2 separate regions of the Homo sapiens genome follow, and region 1 is linked to region 2. A link is an interaction called in ENCODE POLR2A ChIA-PET data of the cell type or tissue named here. Cell type or tissue: OCI-LY7. All regions are shown on one strand. Each heading gives the region's core, and the rest is flanking DNA. Links, peaks and the distances in the headings are about the cores only.

Region 1 (6,664 bases), core at 674-5,673, 66 kb before region 2:
CCGTCTCAAAAAAAAAAAAAAAAAAAAAAAAAAGCAGCTCATCACTCAAGTTTGGGGCAAAGTTGGGTGGGTAACTGTGAAGTTTTGGATCCCCAAAACAGAGCACTATTTCCTATTTCTCAGGAAAGCTTTATCCTTCCTCCTTTTCATGAAGCCCCTTCCGGAGACAGAAGCCACAGCTGATAACTGAAACTGAAGCTGAGGACGGAAGGTTGGAGCCCTTAGACCTGGGTGAGCCACTCAACCATGCAGGCCTCAGGTTGCCTCTGGGAAAAATGAGGACATAGCTTTCTGCCATCCTTCTATCAGCAACTCTATAGGGCTGGCCCAAGTCTTGAGTGGATCAGGCACACCCCCTGCCTCAAACCATCTCTGTCTAGGACGGGGGAACAGAAATGTCCCTTTGAGGCTGGGTTCCCAGTAGAGAATGCTCAGTTAAGAGAAGAGGCTGGGGCTGGGCATGGTGACTCACACCTGCAATCCCAGCATTTCATGAGTCAGAGGCGGGCGGATCACTTGAGGTCAGGAGTTCGAGACCAGCCTGGCCAACAGGGCGAAACCCCGTCTCTACTAAAAATACAAAAATTAGCCTATGTGGTGGCGGTAACCTGTAGTCCCAGCTACTTGGGAGGGTGAAGCAGGAGAATCGCTTGAACCCAAGAGGCAGAGGTTGCAGTGAGCCGAGATTGCGTCATTACACTAGAGCCTGGGCAAGAGAGAGAGAGAGAGAGACCCTGTCTCTAAAAAAAAAAAAAAAAAAAAAGAGCAAGACAGAGAGAGAGAAACAAGAGGCAAAACACTAGGAAGAGCTACATTATCACAATCAGCAAACTCCCAGGGCCAGTGGGATCAGAGGGCATCATTTGCAAAGGAGACGCCTGATGGAGTTGCTGATAGCATGCCCTGAGGTTAAATTACACACGCAGGTCGAGTTTCTGTTCAGGGTGACAGGAACACTTCAGGTAGACAGGTGGCGTTTGCACAACATAATGAATGTACTAAATGCCACTGAAGTGTTCACTTTAAGATGAACTCAGGATGTGCCCCCCTCTCGACAGTGACGCTTTTGTGGGTTCACGCCCCAGCTCCCACCTGCAGCCTTTTCGGCCCTCTCGGCCCGCAGGCGTCCGGCCTCCCGAAGCACTGCCATGGCCCGGATAGCAGCCCGGAGCACGGCCCAGCGGAACACGGCCACGGGGTCCATGCCGATGAGCTCCCGCACGTAGGAGCTGTCACTGCCCCGCAGCAGGGCCACGATGTCTGGCCGCATGTAGTCCATGTTCTTCTCCCGGAAGTCCTGGTGGGGGATGGATGTGGGCGGTCACTCGGGGATAGTCACTCACCGGCGCCTACCAAAGACCCCGGGCTGGCGCAGGAAGGGCTGACGGTGGGGTGGGGCCCATCCTAAGTGCAAATGGCAGTTCTTGAACTATGGCGCCTTGGACATTGGAGCCGGGGATTCGCGGTGGGTTCTGAGCACCCTGGAACCTCGCCCACAGGAGGATCCTCCCACATGGGCTTCTGGGCTGACTGTGGCTTCCCTCAGGCTTCCACCAGTGGTGATGGGCAGACACCTACCTTGATCTGATATTTCACCTTCCCTGCGAAGTGCTGGATGATGAAAGCTGGCTCCATGACCGGGGTGCCCAGGAAGTACTTATTGTCCTCATGTTGCTGTTTGAACTTGGCCAGCAGGGTCTGGCTCGTGGCGTGGGGGAAGCTGGGAACAGAACATGGAACCTTTGCAGGCATGAACAGCGGCTGATTTACCTGCTGTGTATTTTATCTTGCAGACCCCTGGTGCACGAGGTGGGTGGGTGCATGGGGTGGGCAGAGCAGTGAAGTGGCACAGGGCTCTGTGCACAGAGGGGTGGGTGAAGGAGTGAAGAAAGGAAGGAATGACAGTGCGCCTGCCTGCCTCATGCCGAACATGCTGGCAGAGGGCTGGGACGCTGCTATCTGGGTGTGCCTGCCTGCCTCATGCTGAACACGCTGGTGGAGGGCTGGGACTCTGCTCTCTGCGTCAGCTGGCATAGCTGCAGCCTGGTACAAGGAGGCTGAGGGTGAAGTGACGCTCTCAAGGCTTCAGGATTTTTAAAACAGAAAAATATTTGTTTCTTTGGAGACAGGGTCTCACTCTGTTGCCCAGGCTATAGTGTAGTGGTACGATCACAGCTCACTGTGGCCTTGACCTCCTGGGCTCAAGGGATCTTCCTGCCTCAGCTTCCTGAGTAGCTGGGACTATAGTACAATGTTTTTCTTTTTCTTAAGAGAAGGGGACTTGCTATGTTACCCAGGCTGGTCTTGAACTCCTGGCCTCAAGTGATCCTCCTGCCTCAGCCTCCCAAACGACTAGGATTATAGGCGTGAGCCACCGCGCCCAGCCAGGGCTGCAGAATTAACATTGAGTAGCCCAGTGCCTGAGTCTGGGTGGCTCACTCTCTTCGACCCCACATGGCTGTTTTCTAGGGGGCTTGGAGAGAGGTCGCTGACCAGGCTTGGTGGCGTCTGCAAAGTCTGTCCCCTGGGAGGTCTGGATCTGTTACCCATCGTAGGCAGCTCCTAAGAATAATCCTGGGCCTGGGTGACTTCTGGTCTTGGAGCCATTTGTACCTCAATGCCATACCTTGGACAGGGGGTCCTTCTCCTGCTCCACAGTTGGAAGAAGAGGCTAGGAGAGGAGGATGAAGCAGGGCTCTGTTGTGCTCCGGGGAGGGGGAGATTGTGGGGGCAGAATAAGGGACTCCTTGTACCTGACTGAGTCTGCCTCCCAGGAGGGAAATGATGTTGTTGGTTTGGCAAATGCTGCCTGAGCCCGGCCCCACTTTTGAAAATACAGGCAGCGGAACGCATGCCCAGATCCCAACATCGGGGGCTCCGCGTTAACGGGGCCAAGGAGGGGAGAGTCTATAGCTATGAAACATATCATTTCCAGGACTGTAAAGAGGGTATGGAGTGTAAGGCATCTGCCTTGAGTGTCCCCCAAAACCCTCAGTCATTGAGATAGGTAATATTTTAGCACAGTATTTCAGAAAATCTAAATCAATGTGCAAAAAGAAAAAAAAAATTCCATGATGAGCAAAAATAGCAAGATTTTAAAGAGACTCGAGCCTGCTGGGCCAGGCCTTGCCTCACGGGCTTCCCCTGATCTGACCCTGGGAGTTTCCTGGTTGTGATGACGTAGCTCCTCCTACTGCCGTCTCTACTTTTTTTTTTTTTTTTTTAATTTTTAGAGCTGGGGTCTTGCTCTGTTGCCCAGGCTAGAATGCAATGGTACAATCACAACTCACTGTAGCCTTGACTCTCTGGGCTCAAGTGATCCTCCTGCCTCAGCCTCCTGAGTAGCTGGGACTATAGGTGCATGCCACTGTGCCCAGCTAGTTTTTTTTTTTTTTTTTTTTTTTTTTTGTAGAGATGGGGTCTCACTATGGTGCCCAGGCTGGTCTTTAACTCCTGGTCTCAAATGATCCTCCACCTCGGCCTCCCAAAGTGTTGGAATTACAGGTGGGAGCCACCGCACCTGGCACAAATGCTCTTATCTGAACATTCTCTACCTGGACCCCAGCCTCAGAGGGATGTGTCTGTCTCCCTGACCTGGACAGGGACTAGGTTTGAGGCAGGGGATGTGCCTCATTCATTTGAGTCTCTGGCCAGCCCCTTGGAGATGTCATTGGCAAGGGATGGGTCTGATAGAGCTGCTGATAAGACAATATGTCCATATCTTAACCCCATACCACCAACTTTTGAATGTGACCTTATTTGGAAAATAGGGTCTTTGGAGATGTAATTAGTTAAGATGAGGTCATTAGCGTGGGACCTAGTTCCATATGGATGGTGTCCTTCTAAAAACAGAAGACAGGGTCAGGTGTAATGGCTCACACCTATGGTCCCAGCACTTTGGGAGGTCAAGGTGAGAGGACTGCTTGAGCCCAGGAGTTCAAGACTAGCCTGGGCAATACAGGGAGATTCCATCTCTACAAAAAAAAATTTTTAAGCAGCCTGGCCAACATGGTGAAAAAACCCCATCTCTACTAAAAATACAAAAATTAGCTGGGCATGGTGGCAAGGCACCTGTGATCCCAGCTACTCGGGAGGCTGAGACACGAGAATCGCTTGATCCTGGGAGGTGGGGGTTACAGTGAGCTGAGATGACGCCAATTAACTTGAGCCAAGATGGCGCCACTACCCTCCAGCCTGGGCAACAGAGCAAGAAGAGCCTGTCTCAAAAAAAAAAAAAAAAAAAAAAAAAAAAAGGAGGAGACAGGATTGAGATGAATGATGCAGACACAGAGGGAAGAAGTCCATGTGAAGAGGAAGAGGGAGGCAGGGACTGGAGTGATGTGGCCAAAAGCCAAGGAAAGCTTGGACCCCTAGAAGCTGGAGGAGGCAAGAAAGGGTCCTCCCTTGGAGCCTCTGGAGGCAGCACAGCTCTGCTGACAGTTTGACTTTAGACTTCCAGCTTCCAGAACCATAAGAGAATAGATTACTGTGGTTTTAAGAACTCCACCTCCCGGGTTCAAACAATTCTCCTGCCTCAGCCTCCCAAGTAGCTGGAATTATAGGCACCCGCCACCATGCCTGGCTAATTTTTGCATTTTTAGTAGAGATGGGGTTTTGCCATGTTGGCCAGGCTGGTTAAAAATTTTTTTGTAGAGATGGAATCTTTTTTTTTTTTTTTTTTTTTGAGACAGAGTCTTGGTCTGTCACCCAGGCTGGAGTGCAATGGAGTGATCTCCGCTCACTGCAACCTCCGCCTCCCAGGTTCAAGCAATTTTCCTGCCTCAGCCTCCTGAGTAGCTGGGATTACAGGCGCCTGTCACCATGCCCGGCTAATTTTTGTATTTTCAGTAGAGACGGGGCTTCACCATGTTGGCCAGGCTGGTCTCCAACTCCTGACCTCAGGTGATCCGCCTGCCTCGGCCTCCCAAAGTGCTGGGATTACAGGCGTGAGCCACTGTGCCTGGCCGAGGTGGAATCTTTCTGTGTTGCCCAGGCTGGTCTTGATCTCCTGGGCTCAAGAGCCCACCTGGCTTGTAGCGGTTCCTTAGAGGAGCCACAGGAAAGTAGTTCGGTATGTGTCACGTGATTTCAGTGACTACAACTGGGTGACCCAGAATGAGGTGCCTTATTGACCTGTCTGCCTTCACAGCGCCCTGTGGACTGTGGGGATGAGGGAGGAAGGCTCAGAAGTGAGACCAGAGCCCAGCAGCATCTGGGTCCCAATTCCACACACTGCACTGCCCTTTGTAACAACTCGCCAATCCTGTCTCTTGCTCCATTGCCCAGGCTGGAGTGCAGTGACACGATCACAGCTCCCTGCAGCCTCAACCTCCCAGGCTCAAGTGATCCTCCTGTCTCAGCCTCCTGAGTAGCTGGGGCCACAGGTATGCCCCACCACGTCTGGCCCCAGTGTCTAGTTTCTAGGCATAGGCCCATAATCCTTTGCTGAAAACTCCTGGCGGATGTGCCTCAAGTGCACGAATTAATCACACGTGTTGATGTTTTCACAATGAGGTGTTTGTGCATTTTGCACACACGAGCTTGGGTTTTGTGGTCAAGTGAAATGAACAGACACAAGTTCTCAGCACAAGGTCTGGCGTGGTGGCACACGCCTGTAATCCCAGTACTCTCGGAGGCCAAGGCGGGAGGATCCCTTGAGCTAAGGAGTTCAAGACCAGCCTGGAAAACATGACGAAACCCTGTTGCTACAAAGAAATACAAAAATTAGCCGGGTATGGTGGTGTGACCCTGTAGTCCCAGCTACTCCAGAGGCTCACGTCAGGGGATCACTTGAGCCCAGGAGGTCAAGGCTGCAGTGAGCTTTGATTGCACCACTACACTCCAGCCTGGGTGACAGAGTGAGACCCTGTCTCAAAAATAAAAAGGCGCTCTTGGGAAAGTCTGGATTTGGGGTAAGGCTCTGGGGGCTGCAGAACCTGACCCAGTGCCCATGCGTAGATGTGCCGGGATGGACGGGGTGTGGACACTCACTTGCTCTCCTCGTCCAGCAGGTAGAAGAGGCCCGTGGGTTTCTTGCTGATGAGATGGATGCAGCCGACATTGTCTGTGTAGCCGATGTTGTGCCACGTGATCCCCTCGCCCTGATATTCCTCCTGCAGGGGTGGCGCGGGGTCGGTAAGTTTCTTATCTCCCAGATATGTAATATCTACATAACATATATTGCATACAGGTCGAGTATCCCTAATCCGAAAATCTGAAATGCTTCAAAATAGGAAACTTTTTAAACTGATGCGTGGCTTAAAATTAACTCTAATAGGGCTGGGCACAGTGGCTCACGCCTGTAATCCCAGCACTTTGGGAGGCCAAGGCAGGTGGATCACCTGAGGTCAGGAGTTTGAGACCAGCCTGACCAACATAGCAAAATCCCATCTCTACTAAAGATACAAAATTAGCCAGGCGTGGTTGCACAAGCCTGTAATCCCAGCTACTCAGGAGGCTGAGGCAGGAAAATCGCTTGAACACGGGAAGTGGAGGTTGCAGTGAGCCAAGATTGCGCCATTAGTCCTACTCCAGCCTGGGCAACAAGAGCGAAACTCCGTCACAAAAAAAAAAAAAAAAAAATAGCTCTAATAATACACTTAATTTAACATGATATATCCAAAATGTGATCATGTTAACATGTAACTGACATAAAAAGTAACTG
Region 2 (6,664 bases), core at 896-5,895:
GAAGCTATTTTGTTAATACCTCTCTAATCAATGAAATGTCTGGGGACACTTCTGGGTGTCACACCTGCGGGGTGGGGAGTGCTCCTGGCATCTGGTGGGTGGAGGCCAGGGATGCTGCTCAATGTCCTTCAATGCACAGGATGACTCCCTCCCCAGAGAACGATCCGGCCCTGAATGTCAGCAGAGCCAGGTTGAGAAATCCAGCTCTCAGTGAAGACAATCACATCCCTTTGCAAACAGTCGCCCCAGGAAGCACGTTTATTGCCATGACGTGGATTTGGCTCAAGCCTGTTTTGGAAGCCGGCGTGGGCACCACCCTCGAGCGGCTTAGAACCGCTGGAGAAAACTGGCCTCGCCAGCCCCCGCTGCTGAGGCCCCAAGCAGGTTGGCCTGGCAGGACCGGGGGTCTGACTCACAGAGGGTGACTAATGGCTGTTGAAGGCATACTGGAGACTGTGCAGGCGTGGAGGCTGGAGGGAGCTTTGCTGGCATCCGGGGAGGAACTACCGGTCCCCAGGACAATCGCGGATCTGGGGCAGCCCTCAAGGACCCAGGCACAAGATGTCACCAAGTGGGACTTGCCAGGGGCCAGGTAGGACTTGAAGCAGACCAGGTGGGGCTGTATGGGGGATGCTGTGGGCTGACTTGAGCCCCCCGCCCCCAAAATTATATCCACATCCTCACCCCCAGAAACTGTGTATGTGACCTTATTTGGAAATAGGGTCTTTGCAAATGCAATTAGGTAGGATGAGGTCATGCCGGGGTAGGATGGGCCCTACATCCCATGAGTGGTGTCCTTGTTATAAGAAAGCCACGTGAAGACATGGACACACAGGAAGAACGCCCCTGACGACAGAGGCAGAGACTGATGTGACGTGGCCACAGGCCAGGGCACATCTGCAGCCACCAGAGAAGCTGAAGAGGCCTGAAGCATCCTCCCCCAGAGCCGGGAGGGAGTGCGGCCCCGTGGACACCTTGATTTCAGACTTCTGGCCTCCAGGACCATGAGAGCCTTAATCCCTGTTGTTGGAGACTCCCTTGCCCCTAACACTTAGCAACAGGAAACTTGTCCACGCCCTGGAGGGTCCTAGTGAGATGGCGCTGTGGAGGCAGCAACGTGGTGGGGAGGACATGGACCCTGAACTGAGACCTAGGTGGCAATCCTGCCTCCTGGCCGTGCCACTTTGAGACCCTGGGGCTGGGCGTGTCATTTCTGCGGGGCTCAGGCATTTACCCACCTGCCTAGTCCCATTTGGCAAAATGTCTGACATGGTAAATGTTGGATCTACCCTCTCATTCATTCACCTACTAAATTTTTTTTGTTATTTTTTTGAGACAGGGTCTTGCTCTGTCACCCAGGCTGGAGTGCAGTGTGTGATCACAGCTCACTGCAGTCTTGAACTTCTGGGCTCAAGCAATCCTCCCACTTCAAGCTCCTGAGAGCTGAGACCACAGGCATGCACTGCCATGCCTGGCTAATTTTTTATTTTTATTTTTAATTTTGAGACAGATTTCGCTCTTGTTGCCCAGGCTGGAGTGCAATGGTGCGATATTGGCTCACTGCAACCTCCACCTCCCAAGTTCAAGCCATTCTCCTGCCTCAGCCTCCGAAGTACCTGGGATTATAGGCGCTCGCCACCACACCTGGCTAATTTTTGTATTTTTAGTAGAGACGGGGTTTCACCATGTTTGCCAGGCTGGTCTCGAACTCTTGACCTCAGGTGATCCACCTGCCTTGGCCTCCCAAAGTGTTGGGATTACAGGCATGAGCCACTGCACCCAGCCTAGTTTTTAAACTTTTTGGTAGAGATGGGGTCTTGCAATGTTACCCAGGCTGGTCTGGAATTCCTAGGCTCACGCAATCCTCCTGACTCAGGACTCAGCCTCCTGACTCTGGGATTACAGGTGTGTGCCACACATGCTGAATTTTCAAGATCACTGTTTTATCTCGGGTGTGGATGCCAGGCACTGATGTTTTGGCCTGGAGAGCCGTTGAGCCCCCTGGCCACCTGCTGGGAGGACACTGGGGCCACTGGCAGTTTCACTGTGGCTGAGTCTCAGAGCTGGGATGACGCCAGGGCGGCCTCGGGAGACCAGAGCTGGGTTGCATCTACCTCTGCTCAGAACCTCTATAGCTCCTGTGTCACCCAGAGTCTTCCCCGAGTTCTACCTGGGGAGAATTTTGTGTTGACTTTGGCCACCACATAGCCCAGCACCTATATCATAGCCTGCCACACAGCAAATGCTCACACAGCAATGAACGGGCGGTCTGGGTATATAATGTAATGCACACAAGACAAGCCATATTAAAAACAGCTGAGGTGGGAGGATCACTGGAAGCCAGGAGTTCGAGACCAGCCTGGAGAACATAGTAAGACTGTGTCTCTACAGAAAATTTAAAAATTAGCCGGGCATGGTGGTGCACACCTGGAATTCCAGCTACTTGGGTGGGAGGATCGCTTGAGCCCAGAAGTTCTCGAGGCTGCGGTGAGTTATGATTGTGCCACTGCACTCCATTCTAGGTAACGGAGAGAGACCCTGACAAGAAAGGAATAGAGGAGAGGCGAGGAGAGGGGAGGGGAGAGGAGGGGAGGGGAGGGGATGGGAAAGGAAAGAAAATGGACATTCTATGGTGAAATTGCTCAGCAGTTTTATTAAAAGCTGATGTAAACAATGACAATGAATCTCTGTGTTACTTGCACAGGAGAAAACAGGAATAGGCTACATATGTCGGACCAGGGCTAAGTTGTATGACCCCAATTAATGTCTTACTGATGACCTCAGAGAGGAAGAGGAACTGAAATGTATTCCTAGGCACTGCTTAGATGTGATTTCAGTGAATTTGCATGGCAGCCCTCAGCTTGTGGGGACTAACAAGAGGCGAGAGGTCAAGGCTCCAGAAAGGGTGGGGTCTGACCCTGCCCCCAACTCCCTCTCTCCACTGAGGGGGCTCTCAGGATCCTACGTGTGAAGAAACTGACACATTCATATAATGAGCTACAATTCAGCAAAAGAAATGAGCTCTCAAGCCACGAAAAGACATGGAGGAATCTCCTCTCCCCTTTTTTTGGGGGACAGGGTCTCGCTCTGTCACCTAGGCTGGAGTGCAGTGGCCAGACGTTGGCTCACTGCAGCCTCAACCTCCCGGGCTCAAGCGATTCTCCTGCCTCAGACTCCCACGTAGGGGGGACCACAGGCAAACACCACCACACCTGGCTAATTTTTTTTTTTTTTTTTTTTTTTTTTGGTAGAGACAGGGTCTTGTTATGTTGCCCAGGCTGATCTGGAACTCCTGGGCTCAAGTGATCCTCCTGCCTCGGCCTCCCAGTGCACTGGGATTATGTAAGCCACCGTGCCCAACTGACATGCAGGAACCTTAAATGCTGGTTGTGAAGTGGAAGAAGCCAGTCTGAAAAGCCTGCAACACTGGGACTCCAACTACAGACAGCCTGGAAAAGACAGAACTGTGGAGGCAGTGAGAAGAGCTGTGGCTGCCAAAGGTCATGGAGGGATGAACAGGGGGAGCATGGAGGAATTTTAGGGCAGTGACACCACTCTGTGACACTCCAACGGCAGACACATTCATTATACTTTTGTCCAAACTCAAAGAATGTGCAACACCAAGAACCCTAATGGAAACTATGGCTGTTAGTAACAGTACCAACGTAGAGTTGAGTCAGGTGCAACCAACACACCACACGAATGCAAAATATAAATAATGTGAGAACCTGGGCGTGGGAGGGGTACATGGGAACTCTCTGCACTATCTGCTCGGTATTTTTATAAACCTAAAACTGCTCTAAAACAACCAATCTGTTTTTTTGTTTTTTTTTTAAGCGGAGCTGGGTACAGTGGTTCACGCCTATAATCCCAGCATTTTGGGAGGCCAAGGTGGGAGGATCATTGGCATCCAGGAGTTCGAGACCAGCCTGGGGAATACAGTGAGACCCCCATCTCTACAAAAAATAAAATAAAAATGAAAAAAAGGCAGATCCCACACCCAGAGGTGCAGACCCCTGAGGCCACACGCTGCCCCTGGCCCTCACCAGGTGGCGATGGTTGCGTTGTTCTGAGACATGTGGATGCACCTTGTCCTACAATCCCTGCAATGATGGGTGCTGTGTGGTCACCTCTGTAGCCCTGTGGCCACAAGACTCACCCACAGTGGCACATCGAGGGCTCCTGTGGGGTTTGGCTGATCAGGGCAATGAACAGTGGGCAGAGGGCATGAGGCATAAGAGCCTGGGTTGGTCCCTTCTCTGCTGCCTCTACAGTGAAACTAGGCAGCCCCCTCCCCGACAATGCTTCGCCATCCCCTTAACCCCCAGGCCTGCCGTACGCCTTGCTGGCTTCCTTCCACCCTGCTGGTCCCCCTAGAAATGTCCCGTTGTGAAGCACTCCTCAAACTGGTTTGAATACACCAGCCTTTTCTTTCAGGCACCTTGAGAATGAATGGCCATGTTCTGGAAGCCAAATGTGTATTAACTGTGACTATTTTTTTTTTTTTTTTGAGATGGAGTTTCGCTCTGTCACCCAGGCTGGAGTGCAGTGAAGCGATCTTGGCTCACTGCAACCTCCACCTACCGGGTTCAAGCGATTCTCCTGCCTCAGCCTCCCGAGTAGCTGGGATTACAGGCACACACCATCATGCCTGGCTAATTTTTATATTTTTAGTAGAAACGAGGTTTCATCATGTTGGCCAGGCTGGTCTCAAAGTCCTGACCTCCCGTGATCCACCTGCCTCAGCCTCCCAAAGTGTTGGGATTACAGGTGTGAGCCACCGCGCCCAGTGACTTATTTTCTGTATTTCTGATGCTCTGACATCTGGGGCCTGGCTGACCCCAGGGAGACGGCCCTTCCCAATTCCTAGATTGATTCTAGCCAGTTCCTAGAGATGGTTTGGGACTTGCCTTCCATATGCAAACCAACCAGTCCAGAGCCTACACCCCAGCCACCTCCTCTCTGGGACTCTCACACTCCAGCCCACTATCCCCTGCCCTCATCACCCCAGGCCCTGGCACCTGACAACAAGGGGCAGCCCCTATGCCCCAGAGCCCATTGAAATAATTCAAACAAGCCAATCCTAAGCCAGCTTACTCTGCCTAGCACATTCTGATGCATGAAAATCACAATAAAGTTTCCTGCCTCTCCCCGCTCCCTTTTTCCCTCTCTCCCTCAGCCTCCTGATGAGTCCCAGTGCTTCCCCCTGTGGCCTTCCATGGCATTGCATCCTCTTCTTTCGGGAACTGTGAGTAACAAACTCTCTTTCCAAGAGGCAGTTGCATCCTGACCAGTTGGCTTCGCAGTACCTGAATAATAACAACAATCAGAAAACCTCCACTTTTTCTCTCTTTAGAGGCAGGGTCTGTCTCTGTTGCCCAGGCTGGAGTGCAGTAGTGCAATCATAGCTCCAACTCGTGGGCTCAAGCGATCCTCCCGCCTTAGCCTCTCCAATAGCTGGGACAACAAATGTGTGCCACCGCACTTCGGTAATCTTTTTTTTTTTTTTTTTGTAGAGAGGGGGCCTTGCTGTGTTGACCAGGCTGATGTTGAATTCCTGGGCTCAAGCGATCCTCTTGCCTCAGCCTCTCAAAAACCACTGGGGTTATAGACATGAGCCACCACACCCAGCCTGAAATTTCTTTCTTTTTTTTTTTTTGAGATGGAGTCTCTCTCTGTCATCCAGGCTGGAGTGCAGTGGCATGATCATAGCTCACTGAAGCCTCGAACTCCTGGGCTCAAGTGATCCTCCTGCCTCAGCCTCCTGAGCAGCTGGGACTACAGGTGAGCACTACTATGCCTGCCTGGCTAATTATTTTTTTTTTTTTGTAGAGAAAAGATCTTGCTATGTTGCCCAGGCTGATCTTGAACTCCTGGGCTCAAGCAATCCTCCTCCCTCAGCCTTCCAAAGCATTGGGATTATAGATGTGGGCCACCGAGCTTGGCCTGAAACCCGCATTTTCCAAACAAATGCCCCCTCCCACAGACCGACCAGCTTCCCCGCTCACCTCCAGCACAGGGCCAGCACCCAGGATGGTCCTCTCGACGCCGCTGGCGTAGCCCTTCTGGCTGAGGGCGGTGAGGCAGTGGATGAGGAAGTTGGTGCTCTGGGTCTTGCCGGAGCCGCTCTCACCCGAGATCACGATGCACTGGTTCACGCGCTTCCTGAGCATGGTGTAGTAGGCCACGTCGGCCAGCGCGAAGACGTGTGGCTCCAGCTTGCCCAGCTGCTGGTTCTCATACATCTTCACGTACTTGGGGTTGTAGATGGGCAGGAACTTAAAGGGGTTGATGGCCACCAGGATGCTCCCCGCGTACGTGTAGATCTTTTGTTGCAGGAAGCGGTGCTTGAGGTTCTTCAGGAGGTTGCCCTCGGTTAGCTCGGGGAGGTTACACAGGTCATCAAAGTCCGCCTGCTGCCGTGGCAGGAGGCCACGCTCCACTAGGCGCCGGGTGGCTGTGGCCTGCGCCACCAGCTGCATATGCACGTACTTGATGGTTCCATCTGCGTTGCGCTCCTGCAGCAGGAAGTAGTAGCCATCCTCCTGAGGGTGCTCGTCCTGTGCCCGCCGGGGCCATAGCAGCACCCGGTGCACAGGCGAGTCGTTGGCGTCCAGCACCCATTCCTCGCCTCCCGACTCTTTGACCTCCACCAGCACATAAC

The links. ChIA-PET counts read pairs that join two places held together with the same protein. Peaks named below come from ENCODE experiments on the same cell type or tissue, not always from the same donor. Only the 100,000 strongest peaks of a DNase experiment are listed, where the experiment ranks them.
Region 1: POLR2A ChIA-PET joins it to region 2 with 26 read pairs; 8 of 35 experiments call an interaction of 5 or more read pairs at or near these places.

Annotation. Positions count from the first base shown.
Region 1 is chr19:17,167,392-17,174,055 of GRCh38, reverse strand. It overlaps MYO9B (myosin IXB), which reads right to left. Exons shown (of 40, transcript NM_004145.4): 11 at 5,992-6,113; 12 at 1,579-1,720; 13 at 1,093-1,297. Among named protein-coding and RNA genes, the nearest start is that of USE1, 45 kb to the left of the region's middle. In OCI-LY7, for the core only: no CTCF peak of the experiment used is centred there; a DNase peak (open chromatin) is centred at 3,175.
Region 2 is chr19:17,101,902-17,108,565 of GRCh38, reverse strand. MYO9B (myosin IXB) reads right to left here. Exons shown (of 40, transcript NM_004145.4): 2 at 6,009-6,664. Among named protein-coding and RNA genes, the nearest start is that of SNORA118, 13 kb to the right of the region's middle. RefSeq lists enhancers at 267-316, 4,378-4,427. In OCI-LY7, for the core only: CTCF peaks have their summits at 3,826, 4,043 (motif pointing right), 4,987 and 5,187; a DNase peak (open chromatin) is centred at 2,815; H3K4me3 peaks cover 1,217 bases; H3K27ac peaks cover 2,446 bases.